Regions from separate parts of the Homo sapiens genome. Here region 1 is linked to region 2. A link is a loop called in an ENCODE intact Hi-C map of the cell type or tissue named here. Cell type or tissue: B cell. All regions are shown on one strand. Each heading gives the region's core, and the rest is flanking DNA. Links, peaks and the distances in the headings are about the cores only.

Region 1 (8,418 bases), core at 1,703-6,702, 60 kb after region 2:
TACAAAATTTTGAGCCAATATTATCTTTCAATTTTTTCAAATAACCTGATAAACTGATATAGATGTTATTTTATCAATTCAAACATCAACAGGCAGTGGAGGAAAATGACAACTAGGATAGTCATCGTATATCCTATCACTAACTAAGTAACTCCTAAACTTTCTCTGATAAGGCATATACCAAAAAAAAATTAGGATAAACTCTGAATCCCAAAAAATGGCCAAACCAACATATTCTAAGCTCTCTCCCACTGGAAAAAAAAATAGAAGTGCCAATCTGCCACTAAACACATGTGGCATAGGTCAAATACATTATTGACATATCATTAAATGTTTAAAATTCTGTTATCACAAAAATTTTGCAAAGTTCAAGATTACAGAAATGACTGAATTTTGGATTCTATCTTCCTAGGATTCAGAATAATAGGTTTAATACTACCTGTTTTAAAAACTATTTCAAGTTAAATAAAGCAAACTACAGTTTTCTGAGTTCTGCCTCCTTGAAGAATTCTAGTAAAAACAGGATATTACAATTAAAAATTTATTCTCTATCACAGTTAAGTCTAATTAGGGAGCACACTAATGATAGTCAAGTTCCAAGCCAAACAGGTTAGACAACTTCACTGAATAGAGATCTACATGTCTTCATTATTTGATATGCCTAAATTTTTAAAGATTCAAAATCAAGAATTCTAATCTCCCCATCAAATTGTCAATCAGGGTCTCCAAAATCCTGGCTAGTCTACCTTTCCAGCTTAATTTTAATTGTAAAGTTACACCTTAGGGGTCAGATCCTAAAGTCAGTGTGCTGTGAAAAAAATCTTGAAAAATTCCTTATATCATCCATAAAGCACAATTACATACAAGCTAACAACCTATCTTCCTCCTCCACTAAAATAGGTAACTGTTTCTTTGAACACATAAAAAGTGACCAATTTGTACTTAGGTGCCCTGTTGTCCCTAGACTATAACATTCAGCAAAGTGAGGAGTTCACACTATCAAACTATGTGGAAGCTAATAATGACTAGGAGAATAGCAAATGCACCTCTCCCACTTCACACCCACTCTAGGCCAGATGCTCATTCCAGTGGAATAACAGGAAAAATTACTTGTACTATTTAAGTTCTCTAGTTCTCATTCTCATTCATTCTCTCTTTCACTGAATTCATCTAAGTTCAAGGCATATTGGATGTACTCTTATAAACACTGCACTATACCCAGTATCCCCAGATTAGCCTCTGCATGGTGGTTAAGAACATCCCAGACTAACTGAGCAGTAGACTGGGTTTGGTTCTGCCATCTCCTAGCAATGTAACCATGGGCAAGTAACCTAATCTCGCTATGCCTCAGTTTCTTCAGCTCCAAAATGGGATAACAATACCTACTTCATAGGGCTGTTGTAAGAATCGTAAGTTAGCAGATAATGCCCATAAAGTACTGAAAACATTACCTGGCACATAAAAAAGTTATGTAAATGATGGCTATTATTTCCGCCAACAGGACTGCTCCTTCAATCTTGGCCCCAATTCTATCCTTCAAAAATTTGTCCTAATGCCTCCCTTTTCAAAAGAAGGCAATAATAATCTCCAACTGAGGCAAACTGTCCTATACCCTTAAACTTCTATGGCTCTTAACTTTTGTATGATTCTACTGACTCATATTTCTATGTGGTTTATCTTGTCATATAAATCAGAAGCTCCTTTAAGACAGAAAATATGGGAATACACAGCATGCTTCTTTGATACAAATAAGTCACTCAAGCAAGTACTCAATAAACATTGCTTATGAAGCAAGATTATTAAAGGTTTTCCAACAAAGTACAAAGAGTTTAATAAAAAAAAAATCTGTTACAGATTCTCAGTTGATATCAATGTGTAAGTTGTAAATGAACTGTCGTAATGTGGGAGCCAAATTTATTCTGAGTTTAGATCCCAAAAATGAGGATTTAGCTCATAAGGAATAGCTGAAAGTTTTTAAGTCAAGAATATTAAAGCAAGGTTGGTTTCAGCTTTCTATGATTTGCAAATGATGCTGTTAGAGTCAGCCTAAAATCTGAAAAATAAATCAACATATTAGATACTAAGTGATTAGATACTTAGTAAGTGACTATGTATAAGGCACTACACCTATATAGATGAAAATATTTAATACCTGCACTCAATATATCTATTCAAATGTAGTTAATTAAACAATGTTCAAGGCTCAGTGGGAAAACAGAATAAGGATATTAACACTTGAAAGTAAGGATATTAACACCTATTTTTCTTTGGCCTCAGTTGAAGTCTTATCATTAGGAAGAGAAAAAAGAAAAGCTGCATTTCACAAAGGGATTAATTAGAAAAGCTAATAAGTAATATACATCTAGAGACTGAATATTTCCTCTAAAAATCAAAATCAGATGATTATTTGATTTTTTTCATTTGGAAAAATGCCACAGAGATTTTAAATCAACTCTCTGGCCTTGATCACCAGACATTATCCTACTAAGTATAGTTTAAAAAGTAATTCTTTAAACAAAAATTCTAAAGTCAAAGGAAATTTTTTTAATTGTTACAGTTCTCCTAATGGACCTAGGAGGTTTTCCCGTAAGTGAAAAAATTGTATTTGTCTACAGTTTGTCACTTGAGATTATTAATATTACATATGTAAAGGTAAGATACAGTGTTTCTTCATATAATGATGATGTTACCAACCTACCGAAGAAAAGGTATGCTCTGCATTATTTTATCCCTCTATCTAGACCCATCTCTACTCCACAGCAGCAGTTTGCAAGCTAGATATACCATACTTCTACTCAACAAGAGATACATAGACAAGGTAACCAATGCTATAAAGTATCAAATTTGCATATTCTGTACCTGTTTTAACTGTGAACTCTGACGATGTATACAACTTCCAAAGAGCCAAAAACTGACCAACAGGTAAAATATTGCAGTCAGTAGATAAAATATTCTACCTCCCAATAAAGGAGTATTTCACAGCTAGTTCAATTAACCTAATTCAGCACCAAAATAAAAATACTAGATGTTGAAACATAGTTAACAAAAATGTATACTACCTAAAAAGTCAAGCATCAACTCAACTTTCTTTGTTAAGGATAGCTAATCCACTACCCTGCAATTCACCTTCTTAAATAACAGAAATACAACAAAGTTACACTATACAATATTCGTAACTTAGGTTCTAAAGTCAGCCTATATGAGGTGAAAATACTGTATAGTCATTTAAGAGTAAGACTGTTATTGAAGATAACTAATCTTATAGATGGGAAAGACACAGTGTGTTTCTTCATATTTAATAATGATGCTACCAACCTACAGTCAAAATTATCCTTAACAGTATTTTCAAATGGACTATAGGCAGGGTAATGTGTTCATGGAATAACACACAAAAGAAAACTCAGACTGAATTAGAGAACCAGGAGAGTCATATTTTACTCATTCCAGTGCTTACATTCAATTAATGAATTCCAAGGGTAATCAACTACATTATTATGATCCTCTATCCTACCTTTCTTTTCAAAATTCAGAGCACATTAAGTTAAATGCTTATATGATACTCCACTATAGCATATAAGCCAGAAAACAAAACTATCCTGGAGTAGTAAGTAACCACCAGATGCTATTTTCTTTTGTAGCACTATGAATTGAAGATAACTTCTCTAGAGTTCCACTCCAACACTATCACCCACCATTTCTCAACTTGTAGTTTCTACCTTAAAATAAGAGGCAAGACATAAATCCCATTATGCCACTGAGTTAAATTTTAAAATGTATGCACATAAGAGAAAATACAACAAAGATATGATCACTGTAGATATCTGTGCCAGTGTTTTCTTAAATCTATTCAGAGTTGACTAACGTTTAAAACTTAAACCAAAGTTCCATTTTAGTAAGAAATCATATCTTACCCACTACCATAAGCGTGAATTCAAAACCTCTCTTCACCGATTTTCTGTATACTTGATTTGGGAGATTGGCAAATCCCACATAGCCTTCAAGGTTCTTCTGTTGCTGACAAAAGCAAAAAGGGCCAAGTTATTCATGTATCAACAGTACTATTCAATCACACTTTCAAATTCCCTTCATTAACCTATTTTAGAAAATTATACTATTATTCACAGCAAATCAAACTACTTTCATGGCATTATCAATAAAACTATCAATTCTTAAATGGACAAAATTATTTGAGCATGAGTTGACTGACAATATAATGGTTAATTATAAAAATCCAAGGGAATGAAATAAAAATTTAGAAAACCTGCCTCAGAGCAAAGATTTCAATTGACAGTAGTTAGTAACAAGATGATTGACCAACCAACTAAAAAAGCAAAATAACAAAGGATTCTTCACAATAAAAAAATTCAAATCCCCTTCATATCATATTAAGAATCCTTTTTAATTATCTCCTTTGATCACACTGACTAATTATACCACAGGCATGAGATTCTTGAAATTTGTCTTCTTATTCATGAAATGAAATCAAAATGTTGAATTTAAAGCAATTTTAAAAAATAAACTCTTGAAGGCTCTTGTGATCAGTGTCAACCAGCTACAGTATCATTCAAGCTGTTATGCCAGGTCCAATTTTGTCACTTCAAGGTTTCACATGATCCTACTGCCTTTATCTTCAGGTTTATCCAGGTTTTAAAGTAACTTATAACTTCATTTTCTATTGGTTTTTTATTCCTAGATGACCTCAACAATAGTTTCGTGAGTAACTGAAAGAAATCTACTTCCAAATTGGTGTAGTAAATAAGTCTGACTTCTAACTTACCCATGGGTGAGAAATGCTGTCCGTAGTTAAGACTATTTGAATAAGCAGAGTCTCATTGGTTAATTTTACTTTGGAGGCAGTCTTATCTCAACATTAAAAAATAGCAAAAAGAGGCACACATTCTCTTAAAAGTTTCTGCCACATTTAAATTCTCATTTAAAAAGCAATCATGGGATCAAAACATCAATTCAATACATTTGGATTTAACAAAGAACAGAAGTCTACAATGTTTACTAGTCATGTAGCTAAATATTCCATCCATAATCTTTGGCTCTTTTGTTCATTTCATAAAACTAATTCTTAAGCCAAATTTTAAAAACGAAGCCCATTAAAATGAAAAGCTAACTATAAACATAATAATTAGGAGACTAATCAGAATCTAACATTTTTAAGTCAAATATTTGAAAGTCTGCTATGAGTGGAGTTAGAAATATGCATTAAACCTAAGGTTTCCTTGGCTCATATTTCATCCAACTATAAATTAAATTTAAGTTAACTGAGACTGAAAAAAACTCTATAAATTATGTAGTATACTCACAGCTACTTTGTAAAGAACACATTTCCATCATTCCAGTGTTCCAGATTCCAACAGAAGAAATCCACAGAGGAACAGTAAACAAAGAATTCCAAGAATTGTAATGACATATTCAGTCCAAACAGGAGAGGCAAATCCATTGAAACACAGCAAGACAGAGGGGAAAAAAAAGTTACTTACATGTAACTCAACAAATTAGAGGTAAATTACAAAGAAATTAAAGGCAGACTTTTTTCTAAACATGTCAAAGTAATATATTTTTGTGTGGGATATAATGCCAGTGAGTTTAAACCCATTTTCAGCAACTGTCCTGCTGAAATATAGAAAATAAGGCCCATTATTGCACCCTGCAGTTGAGGTTTTACAGAAATGGTAGAAAAGATACAAAAGTATAAAGATCCAGGAAGGTATACAGGAACCAAGTTTTAAATTACAAGAAGAAAAAAAATGTAAATTTCATGCAATTTTGCTTTGTCAGTCACTGGATTAAGACAGCTCAGATCAGACAAATGCAAATGTTTTGGTTAAAACCTTTTTATACAATGCTGTATTTCAAGTTCTATTAATTAAACTGAAGTCCAGAATTTAAAGAAATGTAGACATTTAGATACAGGAAAAGGAAGGAAGCTAAAGATGATAAGCAGAAACAGATGGAAAGAGGAGACATATGTGAACTGTGAAAACTAAAAGGCAACTAATGAAGCACAGAAAATAAAATAGATAATCCTTGGCCAAACTGTGAAAAGTGTGCATTTTTATACTGATACAAATCTATGAGTTATATCACAACCCACTTCAAACAACTGGAGTCCGTTTTATAGTTAAGGTAATTAAATGTAATAAACAAAACCCCAGTTTTAAAGTTAATTACAAAATTATTCCATGACAAAATCATCCAATGACTTCCGAACTTCCTCAAAAGTAAAAGCCGAAGTCCCAATGATGGCCTACAGTGTTTCTCTACCTTAGCAGCATCTTAGAATCACTTGGGGGAGCTTTTATAAAATCCTAATGTCTCAGCTGCACCTCCAGATCAATTACATTAATCTCTGCAAGCGAAACCCATCCATCAGTATTTTTTAAAGCTCCTCAAGTAGTTCCAATGTGTACCAATGAAAGCCACTAGCCAACAAAGCCTAGCAAGATCTGGCTCTACTCTTACTTCTGGCCTCATCTCCTGCTACACTTCCTCCCCTTGCTCACTTCACTTTCCCCAACACTGAATCCCTAACTACCCCCCAAACATACAGTGCATACTATCACTTCATGGCTTTTGCACTTGTTGCTTTTTTTATTTGGAATAGTTTTTTTTTTTTTGAGACAGAATTTCACTGTGTTGCCCAGGCTGGGGGGCAGTGGCGCGATCTCGGCTCACTGCAACCTCTTTCCGAGGTTCAAGCAATTCCCTGCCTCAGCCTCCCAAGTAGCTGGGATTACAGGCATGTGCCACCACACCCGGCTAATTTTTGTATTTTTAGTAGAGATGGGGTTTCACCATCTTGGCCAGGCTGGTCTTGAACTCCTGACCTCATGATCCACCCGCCTTGGCCTCCCAAAGTGCTGGGATTACAGGCGTAAGCCACCGAGCCCAGCCACAGATTATTTTTATTACTCAAATGTCACCTTCAAAAAGGCCTGCCCTAATCACCTTATTTAAAATTACGACCCCACTCCTCACCTTAGCACTTTGCTGCCTGCTGTATGCTTCTTCTTAGCTCTTGCCATTATCCAACACACATTTTACCCAACTTGTTTACTGTGACCTCCACCCTGCCCGCAATGTAAGCTCCATCAACGCAGAGATTGAATGAATTACATAAATGGTACATCAAAAAAGGAAGCTACTGAGAGCAAGTTGCACCAGTAGTTTCAAAGAATACAGTATTTTAGACTGCACCTTGAAGGAACTCATCAGATAAGAGGTATAACAAAAATGACTCAGGGTCTGCCCTTGTCTCTTATTCACTGCTTTATCCTTAGCAACAAGAACAGTCTTTGGCACACAGTATTATTTTAAAATTGTGGAAAGCGGGAAACCATTCCAGGCAAAGGGGTAGGCCCTAAAGTGGGGATGAACTTGGTATTTCCAAGAGTAAAAAGAAAGCCGAGACAGGTGGATTGCCTGAGGTCAGGAGTTTGAGACCAGCCTGGGCAACATGGTGAAACCCCGTCTCTACTAAAAAATACAAAAAATTAGCCGGGACTGACAATGTGTGCCTGTAATCCCAGCCATTCGGGAGGCTGAGGCAGGAGAATGGCCTGAACCTGCCTAGGGGGTGGAAGCTGCAGTGAGCCGAGATCGTGCCATTGCACTCCTGCCTGGATGACAGAGCGAGACTCCGTCTCCAAAAAAAAAAAAAAAAAAAAAAAAGAAGGTCCATGAACTATAATGAAGTGAAGTAGTGGACAAGGGGATGAGTGATAGGAAATGAGGTCAGGGAGGCAAGCAGGGGCCTGATCATTTGGGACTCAGCCAAAGTAGGAAGTATATGGATGTTATTTTAGGCATGATAGGAAGACACTAGAGAGTTTTTCATAGGCAAGTGACCTGATTACTGTTTTAAAGATAGCTCTCAGCCATCCAGAGCGGTTCATGCTTGTAATTCCAAACTTTGGGAGGCCAAGGCGAGAGGATTGCTTTAGCCCAGGAGGTTGAGGCTTCAGTGAGCTGTGATCATGCCACTACACTCCAGCCTGGACAACAGAGTGAGAAATTTCATGGTTGGTTGGTGCTGAAAATATAGATTTAGGAATCATCGCCATGCAGATACTATTGAAACAGGATTGGATTCCCAAAGACAGACTATAGATAAACAGGAGGTCGGCAGGGCACGGTGGCTCATGCCTGTAATCCTAGCACTTTGGGAGACCAAGGCGGGTGGATCACAAGGTCAGGAGATCGAGAACATCTTGGCCAACATGGTGAAACCCCATCTCTACTAAAAATACAAAAATGGGCCGGACTTGGTGGCATGTGCCTGTAGCAGTCCCAGCTACTTGGGATGCTGAGGCACAAGAATCGCTTGAACCTGGGAGGCAGAGGTTGCAGTGAGCTGAGATCGTGCCACTGCACTCCAGCCTGGGCAACAAGAGAGAAACTCCAGTC
Region 2 (8,418 bases), core at 2,360-7,359:
ACAGGCTTTGACCATTGATTGAGGTTTATATTTTAAATGGGTAAATTTTACTGTAATACGCTAATTTTTTTTAAAAAATTAACTCATGGCTTAAAAACGAAAACCAGACCTTGGATTTCACCCGTAACTTTAAGGCTAGTCATTTTAACCCTGATTTGACACACTCTTATTATGGTGACTTTTCTCCTTATTAGGCTAAATATTTCTGACCATCACAGCAATTTTCTTTTCTAACAGGGAAGCAGGCAAAAGAGCTAGATAGAAAATGTTAGAAACAAAACAAAAAGGACAGAATATTGGCTACCAGTTTTTCTTAACAAAAAGGCAAGAACAAAGATGTGATATAATGCTATGAATTAAGATGATCTGTTTTCGCAATTGCGTAAATTAGAATAAAATGTTGTTTAAATCAAGGATATTTCTTCACTAAAAGAAAACTTCTACATGCTAACCTGACATATATTTTTCCAATTAAACAATGAATCAAAAGTTCTGAAAATGAAACTAACCAGACATATTAACTTAGAACAAGAACCTGCATTTTAAAAGTGGAGTCAGCTGAAAAACATTTTCAAGTGTAAATATCATCTTTTTTTGTTAAAAGTTGAGATGCTTCTTAATAATATACTCCTCATATTAATGGCAGGTGTTTTTAATACAGTTGCCTCTGATCTCTTGAGCACACACAGTGTCAATGACTGCCCTGAAACAGCATACCAAATGTGTGTTTGTGTTTGCCAGGATTCTTCCGGTGAAAGGGTCCAAAGCTTTTGTTAGATTTTCAAAGAGTCTATAATTCCCACTGTCCCCTAACACCCCAAAAATCTTTTTTAGTCTCTAAAAAAGAAACAATCTAAAAACAATTTTGTGATTGCTAACCTTAAGTAACTGAATGTGTATTTAAGCAACTTCCAACAATTATGATTGTAAATATATTAAATTAGAAATCAGAGAGAAATATCTATTCCTACTTATACAACTCATCTATAAAATGTTTATCTTATCCTTGGGAAAGAGCAAGTATTTTTGCCACCTAAATTATTATTTAAATAACTCTAGGGGGGAAAATAAGAGACTGCGGATAAAACATGCAATGATGTTTCAAATCTTTTAAGCCGGGCACGGTGGTTCACACCTGTAATGCTAGCAGTTTGGGAGGCCAAGGCAGGCAGATCACAAAGTCACGAGTTTGAAACCAGCGTGGCCAACATGGTGAAACTCCATCTTTACTAAAAATACAAAAATTAGCCGGGCGTGGTGGCACACGCCTGTAATTCCAGCTACTTGGGAGGCTGAGACAGGAGAATTGCTTGAACCCAGGAGGCAGAGGTTGCAGTGAGCCAAGATCGTGCCACTGTACTCCAGCCTGGCTGACAGAGCAGGAGTCCATCTCGAAGAAAAAAATATCTTCATTTAAATTCAAAATTTAAGTATTTAAAATCCCCTGCCTTACATGCCTTCAACTGTATCATACCTAAAGGAAAAAAAATTAGTGATTTGGCACATTTAAAGTAAAGCATGCTAAAAGCTGCAATTAAAGGCAAATGCATAGCTTTCACAAATTATTAAGGTATGTGCCCTAAATAAAAAATTTACAGTAAAATTCGCTAAAGCTAATTTATTTCCCAAATTATGTTCATAATCATTACACTAAATCACTATAAAAATAAATATGCTGTGCAATTATCTTCTGAAAGTCTTGAAAGTTTTAAACCTGCAAATGTGTGTTTCTAAAAGAAATTTGCAATTATTTAACAGTTAAGATACTGTAAGTTTTTTAGTCTTGTAAAAATAATCTGACCAAATATACTCAAATACTGTGAAAAAATGTTCATGCATATTTAAAATGAATTATTGAAGTCTCTCACCAGTAAAAATGATCTTTCAAATTTTTAATTTTTATATTAACACCTCACTTCTAGTCATCTTTATTTTTAGAAAATCGAAACAAAAAATTGTGCTTATAATGTAGAAAATGTAGGGAGATCACTTTTTATCTTCACATTTACTATTTTTTTCCAAGTAAAACCTTTTATTAAATGGCTGGAAAAACCATTTAAGTTGTATTATTGCCTGCCTGCTTTTTAATAGGAAACTCTTACCCACCCCCATATAGTAGTAAAGCTTATAAACCTATCAGTGAAATTAAAAACCCAGACAAAGAAATGAAGAAAGCCTAGTAAAACAAGAAAAAGAAAATGATTACAACATAACCGGAATATGAAACTAAACCCCCAATGATTTAGCTCCTTCTAGGGTTGTCTTTATAAGGTTAAAATTCCTGCAAGCCACATCCCTTCATGTGACCAATAAGAGAATTATAGCCACCATGCCACATAAGGATGACCTAGTCAAGTTCTACTTTGCTGCATTACATATGACCCACATTTGGAGTATAATAAAAGACAATCATGTTTCATTTAAATTATGTGTGTGGTCTTTCCTAAAGAACAAATTAAGCAAGTAGATTTACATACTTTTGCTCCAGTGGTTAGTAGGTCACTATGTGCAAAATTTTCCAAAGGAATTTCACTTAAATAATTTCAAAGTTCAATAAAAATTTCTAAAAATTTTGAGTAATAATGGTTGCCAACATTTTGTTTTGCCATGTGAGAGTATTAAAACCAAACATAAACAAAACTTCCAACTACTATCATTATAATTTCATGAAAGGACACTTGAATAAAGAGTAAAAGATATAACTAAGTTTAATTTTTTGAAACAACTTGAAATTTTCAGCAAATTGTCTTTATTTCTATTTAGATCAATGAAAACTCTGTCATGTATCAAGAATTCTGAGAATCTGCCTTTGAAACTTGTATTTTTAGTCATTCACTTATAAAGTTTTCCCAAGATGACTGATGGAGAAGGCTATAGAGAACAGAAAAATAAATTAACATAAGGGAAAGAGAGACAAGGGTGTGCCCCAACTTGGAGCAAGGTATCTATTGTCACAATTGGTACCAATGATAGACATCAGTTCTGAAAAAGAGTCACCAATAAAATGTGATTTTAAGTAAAGGGTACAAGGAAGATCAAGGAAAAAGGAGGCAGACAAAACTTCAAGAAGGAAGTTTAGAAAAAAAAAAAAAAAAAGACGGCCCTCCTCTTATTGGGGATCACACTTCCTTTAAGAGATCAGCAATCTGCATATGACCAACTCTTCTCCCCTTTCCTTTACAAACCCTTGCTGAATTTTCTTTGATTTGAGAGGTTACCCTTTCTGTGGCTTTCAACCACCCATTACCCTCCATACAGGGATGCAAGAAGTACTTGGATGGCTCCATACTTTGTCAGAAACAGGTAATTACTGGATAGCTGCTAAGAACAGCATCCACTTCTCCAGATCTAACCTTGAGACAAATTATAGCTGACTGGACAAGTTCAGCTATTCTTCAGATTTAAACCACACAATCTATTTCTTGTTTTAAGTCCCTCTGAAATAGAATTGTTCTAGGGCTATTGACGTAACAGAAAGGCACATTTTCAGACATCTACACATGTATTTTTAATGTTTACTTCATGTTTCAATAGACTCTACAGTGTGCCCAAAACTACCTCAGAAAATTAAATATAAGATAAATTGATTCACAGTCATGCACTGCTTAACAACGGGGATACATTCTGAGAAATTCACTTGTCATCGGTTCAACAACATAGTGTACTTACACAACCTTAGATAGTATAACCTACTACACACTTAGGCTCTATGGTATAGACACACGATATTATGGGATCTTGTATATGCAGTCGGTCATTGACTGAAACATCATTATGTGGCACATGAATGTATTTTACTATTCAATGTCTAACATCTTTAAAAAGTTTAGCTTATATTCTAAAACCAAAGTGTGATTAGCACTTTGTGAAACATACATTGCCAAAGATCAATTTAACTATAAATTTTCAATAGGTTCACCTTCCATTCCAAAATTCTTGCAACTCTCAACCCCTCCCCACTACCACTGTCAAAGAATACGTTGCTATAGAGTCACATGAGAGCAATACAAAAAGAACATTAAAAGAAGCCTAAACTCACACCTACTTCACTTATTTAAACATTAGTCTTTCTTTTCAGTTATTCATGGATATGTACTGAGCTATGAGGAAAAGCACCTTACATCAGCTAAAGCACCATAAGTTGTTAATGACTTTTAAAGAAAAATTTAACAAAAATATTTTTTGAAATTGCTAACATTTTCAAGACAATGTCAGATACAACTAATAGATAAAACTTCTAAGCGATTTCTTTCAGGTTCAGTATGCGTTATTCAATGAAGTAGTAACAGTCTAATTCCTATTTATTATTAACATAAAATAAAATATTATGCTAGCTCCTGGGCCAATTTGCTTTTTAGCAATGCAAACATTTCTTTTTTTATTTGCATAGGCAAAGTATGGTCATGATTCCTCTCTTTAAGAGATATATTTCCAGTAGAATTCTACTAATTATGTTTTCACCTGGGATATAGTTTAACTCATGTATCCACACAGTAGAATTTTGTATATGCAGAAAGAAACTTAATGATACTGTAAAGTTTTCTATTTTTCCATGAATTATCTTACCTGCATCCAACAGCACTACTTTAAAAAGCCTTATATTTGAGACATGGGAACAAATAAATAATTCCTTTTATCTACAACTTAACAAATGTTTTAAAAAATATATTGAATAAGTACATATATTTAACAAAAAATATGTACTAGTACTTTAACATACAAAATTATCAGTAGCTTTGTGTATGCGTTTCTTTTAATGAGTTAAAAAGTGCATCGTTAATGATAAGTTTAAAGTGAATTAGGATTTTATGAACAATATTCACTATGATGGGTCCTTACATTTTTGTGCCAAAGTTACTCAATAAACATTTTGCTCAAAAGAGATAAAAAGCCTTCCTTTTGTTCACATATTGAGGCTTACCTCAAACAGAATCTTGTATTTTAAATATTTAAGAAGGGACATTTTTCTATTCCATTATAAGGCATGTTAACCACTATGGAAAATACTATAGCTATTTTGAGAACTTGTCTTTCGTATTTATATAGTTGATCCTTCAGGATTATCGTCTAATTGTAGATAACACCTAGCTACAAATGCACATTATTTAAAATGGTTTTGCAATATAGCTATGTACTGCATAATGACATTTCAGTAAACAAGGGATGGCATATATGATGGTGGCCCATAGATTCCTACTGCCCAGTGGCATCTTGATGATCTTGACCCTGAGTAGGCCTAGGCTAATGTGTAAGTTTATGTCTTTGTTTTTAACAACAACAAAAAAAGGTATAAATGAAAAAAGAAAGAACTTTTAAAATAGAAAAAAGCTTATAAAGATTATAAAGATAATATCTTTCTACATCTGTTCAATGTGTTTGTGTTTTAAGCTAAGTGTTACTACAAAAGAACCAAAAAGTTTTTTAAAATTTAAGTTATTATAAAATAAAGTTACAGCAAAGTAAGATTATTGAAGAGAAATTTAAAAAATAAATTTAGTATAGCCTAAGTGTACAGTGTTCATAAAGTCCACAGTAGTGTACAGTAATGTCCTAGGTCTTCACGTTCACTCACTGCACACTCACTGACTCATCCAGAGCAATCAATCTCCAGTCCTGCAAACTCCATTCAAACCAAGTGCCCTATACAGATATACCATTTTTAATCTTTTACACTGTATTTTTACTGCACCTTTTCTATGTTTAGATACACAAATACTTGACATTATGTTACAACTGTCTATAACATTCAGTACAGTAACATGCTGTATAGGTTTATAGCCTGCAAGGAATAGCTAGACCACATAACCTAGGTGTGTAGAAGGCTCTACCATCTAGGTTTGTGTAGATACTCTATGATGTTTACAAAATGACAAAATAGCCCAATGACACATTTCTCAGAAATGTATCCCCACTGTTAAGTGACATATGATGTAATTATGATTTTCAATAATGACAGATTTTTAAAAAGTAGGGCACAGACATGGTTACCAGCTTCCTCACACATCTCTTTTTTCGAACCCAACATGAAACCACCACAGCTTGAGATATAAGCTCAACAGGGCAAAGCTACACACTTGGTAGTCACTTACACCACTCTAACAACCAAAAGAAGAAAACGAAACTCCAGCTAATTTACTCCCTGGAATAGGAATAGAGAAGGTAACCAAGAACAAATTCATCTAAATATTCCTTTTGTTAAAGCCTGTCCTTTGTTTCCACATAATTTGTAAGTGAAAACTATCAAAATGGTTCATTCAAAAAAGCTTCTACTATTAACAAAGCATAACAATATAAATTTATGCTGCTGTGCATAAAGAACATTATCCAAATTTTCTACTGAGTAGCCAGAAGAAATTTAATGAAAATGAAACAATATGATTATTGACTACAGAAATAATACCTTTTTGGAGAAAAAAATATATACTTACTTAGTCAGCTGCCCTTTATTCTTGTTGTTATCAACTCCATTATAAGTCACAGCTGCAAGTTTTCTGCTTCTGTAGTTCTCATAGTGGACATTATTAGTAACATCTTTCAAGTCCTGCATGTGTGTTCTGTCATAAACAAACAGCAAGAGTTTGCTTCTATTAATAGCTAGGGGGAAAAAAGCTTAAAAAGTTTTAATATGAATTCAAAATTTTACCAAAACAAAAATTTCAGATTTAAAATGAACAAAAGACTATTGTTAAGGAAGGTGGCATTCATCTGTTTTCATTTACACTCAAAGTAAACCAACAAAAAATAAGCTAACTTGACACCAAATTTAGATTCCAGTGACATTTTAAGACCTATAAATCCCCAAAAACAGTTACTGAAGGATGACCTTTCTATGAAAGAGTATTCATCTTTATATTATCTATTTAAATACTAGACAACAGAGTGCAGATTGGCCACTACTGAAGCTCATAAAATCTAAAAGACACTGCCTTTTAGCAATATTACTAAGGTAATATATGAGTTTTTATTAATACATAATAATAAATTTCAGATCACATATCAAGTTGTTTTCAAACAAGGAAATTTTAGAGTAATTTTCTGTTTCTTCAAACTGTCTAGTGAAAGTGGTATTTCGGTTAAACAAATTTTTGCTTACAGCATTTCTATCATATATAAAATCAATATATATAAGTCTACAATACATATGAGATGATGTCATCATTATTTAATAATTCAAGACACTGAAGATATCCTTAGCTGCTCTATGGATATCCTTTACCAATGTAGTGTTCTTGGATATACATGGTGTGGCAATACCGTATTGTCAGTCCTCTCTCTTCTCATCATCCATTCTATCTCAAACTTCCTATATCTGCCATCATTCATCTTCACCACTTTACTAAAACTCCCTTCTGGGAGACAAACACAAAGGTGTATTGTTGGCTGGGCACGCTGGCTCACACCTGTAATCCCAACACTTTGAGAGGCCGGGGCGGGCAGATTGCCTGAGCTCAGGGGTTCGAGACCAGCCTGGCCAACATGGTGGAACCCCATCTCTACTAAAAATACAAAAATCAGTTGGGCGTGGTGGCAAGCACCTATAATCCCAGCTACTTGGGAGGCTGAGGCAGGAGAATCGCTTGAACCCAGGAAGTGGAGGTTGCAGTGAGCCAAGATCACGCATTGCACTCCATCCTGAGTACATGAGCAAGAGACCGTCTTAAAAAGAAAAAAAAAGTGTATTGTTGTACTGTTTTTATCATTCCTTACAACCAGAGAACCTTTACTGTTACTTCACAATCCAGCTTCTTGAATCTCCCCCTTTGGGAACAAAATGTGATATTCAATTACTCTGATTCATTTCGTACTGACATTTCCATGCAATTCTCTGATAGTTGACTCCCCTTAGTCCTAAGTCTGGTTTTTCCAAAAATCTCATCTCCCAGACTCTGTCCCTCAATAAATTCACGTTCTCTTATAGCCACAATAGTTACTTCTGAAGTTCTACCACTCCACTTCAGGCAAGTCAGGCAGCTCCCTACTCCTGGCATATCTGGCGGCTGACACTGAACAGTTCATGCTAATTTGTCAATCTCTCGTCAAAGACTTAATTGCTTTGGAAACCTTTTTCCCAGCCTTGACATCAAAGCATTCCAACCATGACCATTTCCTCCTTGGTTGTCATTCATTTTTGGTACAAGTATACGTCACAGGTGACATCATATCTCTTCAACTGTAAGATCCCCTTTACAAGGAACATGCCATTACCTTTTGCATCCCAATGCAGATAGCAGATGATAGGAATTTTAACAGAATTCATAACTCAAGATTGAAGCTGAGATATGATAAACACTTTTTGGAACCAGTTTCTCTAAGTGGAGAAAAATAACAAATACCTATGCCAATATAAAACAATGTTTATTTAATTTTTCTTTTCCGTTTTTTTTTTTTTTTTTTTTTTGATACAGGGTCTCGCTCTGT

What was found. Hi-C counts contacts between places; a loop is a spot of excess contacts. Peaks named below come from ENCODE experiments on the same cell type or tissue, not always from the same donor. Only the 100,000 strongest peaks of a DNase experiment are listed, where the experiment ranks them.
Region 1: it touches region 2 in a loop (2.2-fold over the local background); 2 of 110 quality-filtered maps call a loop at or near these places.

What each region holds. Positions count from the first base shown.
Region 1 is chr7:35,828,394-35,836,811 of GRCh38, reverse strand. It overlaps SEPTIN7 (septin 7), which reads right to left. Exons shown (of 14, transcript NM_001788.6): 2 at 5,316-5,320; 3 at 3,912-4,014. Among named protein-coding and RNA genes, the nearest start is that of SEPTIN7, 32 kb to the right of the region's middle. In B cell, for the core only: no CTCF peak of the experiment used is centred there; no DNase peak of the experiment used is centred there; H3K27ac peaks cover 1,205 bases.
Region 2 is chr7:35,888,804-35,897,221 of GRCh38, reverse strand. It overlaps SEPTIN7 (septin 7), which reads right to left. Exons shown (of 14, transcript NM_001788.6): 11 at 6,429-6,554. Among named protein-coding and RNA genes, the nearest start is that of SEPTIN7, 92 kb to the right of the region's middle. In B cell, for the core only: no CTCF peak of the experiment used is centred there; no DNase peak of the experiment used is centred there; H3K27ac peaks cover 815 bases.